Linked DNA regions of Homo sapiens: region 2 is linked to region 1. A link is an interaction called in ENCODE POLR2A ChIA-PET data of the cell type or tissue named here. Cell type or tissue: GM12878. All regions are shown on one strand.

Region 1 (2,500 bases):
TTAACAAGGGCAGCTTTGATGGGGGCGGTGGACACCTGATTAGCAAGGGTCCAAAGGAGAGTGGGAAGATGGAATTGGATAACTTGCTCTGTTTGCTGTAGAAGGGAGTAGAGAAATTGAGTGGTAGCTGGACAGGCGTGTGGGGTCAAGATAGCTTTTGTTGTCTTGCTTCTAAATTGGGGGAAATTAGTGTCTGTAGGCTGAAGAGAAAAATCAAGTAGAGAGGGATTTTTTTTTTTTTGAGATGGAGTTTTGCTATTGTTGCCCAGGCTGGAGTGCAATGGCGCGACCTTCGTCTCCCGGATTCAAGAGCTTCTGCTGCCTCAGCCTCCCGAGTAGCTGGGATTACAGGCGTGCGTCAGCCACCACGCCCGGCTAATTTTGTATTTTTAGTAGAGATTGGGGTTTCACTGGTCTCGGACTCCTGACCTCAAGTGATCCACCCGTCAAGCCTCCCAAAGTGTTGAGATTACAGGCGTGAGCCACTACGCCCGGCTGAGAGGGAAATTTTGATGGTATAGGAAAAAGCAGTGTCTTTGAGATGGCCAGAGGGATGGGAAATCTAGTAAAAGTAGGGGTTGGCTTTAGGTGGAAGCATTCTTCTACAATAATGAAGGAAAAGAAGAGTACGTGGTCACCGACTCAATTAGGTAGGTAGGTAGGTAGGTGCGATGTGAATGTTGATGGGGAACTCCGGAATGGTTTATTTTCTCAGTGAATCAGGAAGTAAAAGCTGAGAAGGGATTCGTAGTTTGAGGTGAGGGTAGGAATGAAACAGTCTCATGGGGCAGTATGAGAGTGAATGAATTGGAGGAAAGTAACGATTGCTGAGTAGCACTAAGGAGCCACCCGAGTGTGGTGGCGTTAGGAATTGAAATCCGCAGTAAAAAAGTTTTTGCAGGTCGATAGGACTATGAGAATCGCAAGAGGGCGCTCGCGGGCTGGTCCCTGACGGCCGAGTCTCTGAGATTCTCAGAATAACGCGGGAGATTCTCCAAGGAAAGAACCAGAAAACAAACTGCTTTTTCCTTCTCCAGAGACCGAGATACCTAAATACCAAAACTAGTGACGCTGTGAGCAGGATTCGAACCTGCGCGGGGAGACCCCATTGGATTTCGAGTCCAACGCCTTAACCACTCGGCCATCACAGCCGCGTGCGCTGTCGGCCCTGTGCAACTATAGCTGCCTATCAACACGCCCGCCTCCAGCCGGCTCCGCCCGGCTCCGCCCGGCTCCACCCGCGCCGCCTAGAGACGTCTGCGCTCGTGCGCCTCTGCTCGGTGGCGCAGACCATGCCTTCCCTCCAGCAGACGTCAGCAGCCCCATTGGAGCGGCAGCCTTCCTATTCTCCCTCTCCTCCCTGAGCATAGGATGGAAACAAAACGGGTCCAAATCCGAGCCCTGTCTTCCATACTCTTGAGGACAGACCCTGAGATGCCTACTTCAGGCTACTTCATGAAACCGAAGTGAGAATCTGTAGTTTCCAATACACACTAAAAGTGCAGGGAAACGGAGGTCCAAAGACGGATTGGCATGTAAGAAGAATCTTAGGGAGAGTCTAGAAGAAATGTTTCTTAGAAAGGCCCTTTGAAAGTGGAGAAGTGTACTTGCAGCAATAATATATCACTCCCCGCTAACTCAGGCACCGCTGGGATTCGAACCCAGGATCTCCTGTTTACTAGACAGGCGCTTTAACCAGCTAAGCCACGGCGCCGGCGTAAAACAGGTGTTCCTCAAGATAAATCAACTCTTAGTGGGTGACAGTAAGTGAAAATCAGCAAACTGCCTGCAGTGGTTCCTCAGTGACTCATCCCTTCCTAAGGTGCCTCTTCCCTTTCAGGTTCTGAGCCAAAGGGTTAATGCTTTGCTTCTCCATTCTTCCACACCTTTGGGGCCAACTCAACCATGAGTGAGCACATGACTCCATGTGTCCCTTAGCTACCTAGACTGACCTGCTGAAGGGCCCTCTCTGTGTGGTGACCAAGAAGCCAAGGAAGGCCGGGCGCGGTGGCTCACGCCTGTAATCCCAGCACTTTGGGAGGCCAAGGCGGGCAGATCACCTAAGGTCAGGAGTCCGCGACCAGCCTGACCAAAAATGGTGAAACCCCATCGCTACTAAAAATACAAAATTAGCCGGGCGCGGTGGTGGGCACCTATAATCCCAGCTACTCGGGAGGCTGAGGCAGGAGAATCGCTTGAACCCGGGAGGCAGACGTTGCAGCGAGCCGAGATTGCACCATTGCACTCCAGCTGGGTGACAGAGCGAAATTCCGTCTCAAATAAAAAAAAGGAAGCCAAGGAAGACAAACACCCTCGAATACCTCAGGGCACCACGGAGTTAAGCAGGGTTCCTCTGCCTTGGCCACCCGTGACCCGGGCTGGAGCTTACCCAAGCCCTTGGCCACACGCACCTCTCAGCTCTCCTTCCCAGGGCAAACCCAGCTGAGGCCATGCTAGAGGGGACAGCAGAGTCTGAGCTGGACGTGGACGTAGCGGGCTC
Region 2 (2,500 bases), 58 kb before region 1:
TCGGGGAGGAAAACGAGGCCCCCAGCCTGGCGCTGAGCGGCCGGAGGAGCCCGGTGCGACATTTTCCAAGAAGCCGCCAGAGGGCGCGCGCGCGCCTCGCTGCCTCTCCCGTCCCACTGCCCCGAAGTCGGGGGCCTGCCTAGCACGCCGGAGACCGCCTGGCTCCCCCTGCTCGATCCGGGACGCCCCATTCCATACCGGAGACGACAGATTTCTTGCCAGGGAAAATTTTCCTAATGTCCTTCAGCCTCTTCCACGAATGTTTGCAGTCCAACAGGCCGCGGACTTTGAAAGCCAGTGCCCTAGGAGATGGGATTCCAGGAAGAGGCCTTCAGAGGGGCTGCCAAGCGCCGGCTGGGGCAGGTGGCGGGGCCGCCCCATCCACTTAGGTCTCTGGGTCTCAGGGTCTGTGCGTCGCAAAGTCTCTGGGTCCCATGTCTCAAGATCTTTGCATCTCTAGGTCTCTGGGATCATGTCTCAGGTTTTCTGGGTCTGCGTTTCAGCTCCCTCTGCCTTCCTGGCCATTCCAACCTCTGGGGCTGTCTTGGAGGCCGCCAAGGTTGGGGGAGAGGGAAAGTTCTTGCAGGAGCCCTCGTTCTCCCGTCACTCACACGGACTCACATGGGCCCCAGGCGGACGAAGAAGGAGGCCGTCTTGAGGAAGGAGTAGCGGAGATTTAAGTTCAGGAACTTGGTGGCCTTAAAGTTGATGAGAATTGGGAATCCCGGAATATAGCCATTCCACCTGTGGGGAGAAGCGCAGGGCAACTGGGATCCAGGGGGCGGGGAGGAGGCAGGCGCCCAGGGGAAAACCATGGGCGGGGCCCAGCACAGCTTCGGGTCCTTACTCAGGCCGGTTGGGGTTGCGATGCCTCCGCACCGGAGGGCGGTAACTGGGAATGTGCACATAGCTGGGCAGGCCAGGAAGAAAGACTCGCCAGCTGCAAGGGAAACCGAGATGTCACCCTCATGCCCGTGCACCACCCCAGGGCAAAGGGCCAGAGCCATCACTGCCCCCCACCTCCCTGGACCCCTGCCGGGCGCCCAGACTCTGCCACCCGCCCCCTCACTGGTAGAAGTCCTGCTTGGCTCTGATCTCCTCTTTTCTGTGCTCCAGGAGGACGGGGAGCGAGTCATCTGCTGTTGTCTTTCCTGTAGGGAGACCAAGGAGAGGACTCAAGGGCTGACCCTTGCCCCTGCCCACTTCAGGAAGCAGGAGTTCAGCTTCTGTGCCCCAGGTCGTCTCTGGGGGGGCCCATGACCAAGGAGTGGGAAGGCTCACCTTGGGAGAGTGAAGGTGCGTCCTGTCCGGAAATATCAGATAAAAGAATCACGGACCCACCCTCTTTCCTCTTGCTCTACTGTCAAGCTAAGCTCTGCTGCTGCAAAAAGTCCCTCCTCTAGACCCACTGAAATATTTTTTATTTCTATAAATTCATGGAGTACAAGAGCAATGTTGTTACATGCATAGTGGCCAAGTTAGGGCTTTAGGTTACCCATCACCCAAATAAAGTATATTGTACCCATTAAGTAATTTCTCATCATCCACCCCCTCCCATCCTCTCACCCTTGAGAGTCTCCATTGTCTATTGTTTTGCTATGTCCATGTGTACACATTTTTTTTTTAATGGAGTCTCGTTCTTGTCACCCAGCCTGGAATGCAATGGCATGATCTCGGCTCACTGCAACCTCTGCCTCCTGGGTTCAAGCGATTCTGCTGCCTCAGTGTCCGGAGTAGGTGGGATTACAGGTGCCTGCCACCATGCCCGGCTACTTTTTGTATTTTTAGTAGACACGTGGTTTCGCCATGTTGTCCAGGGTGGTCTCGAACTCCTGACCTCAGGTCATCTGCACGCCTCTGCCTCCCAAAGTGCTGGGATTATAGGTGTGAGCCACCACACCTGGCCCATGTGTACACATTTTTTAACACCCATTTATGGGTGAGAACATTCGGTATTTGACTTTCTGGTCTGGCTTGTTTCACTTAAGATAATGACTTCTAGTTCCATCCATGTTGCTGCAAATGACATGATTTCATTTTTTTCATGACTGAATAGTATTCCACTGTGTATATATACCACATTTTCTTTATCCAGTCATCCATTAGGGCACTTAGGGTGATTCCATATCTTTGCTAGTGTGAATAGCGCCACAATAAATAAGGCATCTTTTTGATATGTTGATTTCTTTTCCTTTGGGTATATACCACTGAAATATTAATAACTGACAGTTGTTTAGCACTTACTAGGTCCCAGGTATTGGGAAAAGGGCTTGTGGGGTGCCTGTATAAACTGGCCATAAAAATATGTGACAGTAAGCTGTGGAAAGTCACAAAAGGCCTCTGAGGAGGAAAGCGTTCTTATCGCCATTATGTTCCCATGCTCTGAGCGTTAACCTGCTGTCTTATCTATAAACACTGTGTTCAAGGAGAAAGACACTCCTTTGAAACCTGGAAGGTGGACAGACGCGCAGGCTCCTAGTTAAGCCTGTTCCCACTAGCT

Evidence for each region. ChIA-PET counts read pairs that join two places held together with the same protein. Peaks named below come from ENCODE experiments on the same cell type or tissue, not always from the same donor. Only the 100,000 strongest peaks of a DNase experiment are listed, where the experiment ranks them.
Region 2: POLR2A ChIA-PET joins it to region 1 with 13 read pairs; 11 of 35 experiments call an interaction of 5 or more read pairs at or near these places.

Annotation. Positions count from the first base shown.
Region 1 is chr17:8,137,812-8,140,311 of GRCh38, forward strand. It overlaps TRS-CGA1-1 (tRNA-Ser (anticodon CGA) 1-1), which reads right to left and starts at 1,151; the gene lies at 1,070-1,151. It overlaps TRT-AGT5-1 (tRNA-Thr (anticodon AGT) 5-1), which reads right to left and starts at 1,714; the gene lies at 1,641-1,714. RefSeq lists silencers at 1,021-1,080, 1,101-1,270, 1,631-1,680 and an enhancer at 2,078-2,500. In GM12878, CTCF peaks have their summits at 922 (motif pointing right) and 1,300; DNase peaks (open chromatin) are centred at 1,050 and 1,690; H3K4me3 peaks cover 1,288 bases; H3K27ac peaks cover 1,685 bases.
Region 2 is chr17:8,080,037-8,082,536 of GRCh38, forward strand. ALOX12B (arachidonate 12-lipoxygenase, 12R type) reads right to left here. Exons shown (of 15, transcript NM_001139.3): 3 at 1,070-1,151; 4 at 848-940; 5 at 622-744; 6 at 199-302. LOC107985075 (a long non-coding RNA gene) reads left to right here. Exons shown (of 2, transcript XR_001752778.2): 2 at 1-2,500. Among named protein-coding and RNA genes, the nearest start is that of ALOX12B, 6.4 kb to the right of the region's middle. In GM12878, a CTCF peak has its summit at 83 (motif pointing right); no DNase peak of the experiment used is centred here; H3K4me3 peaks cover 228 bases.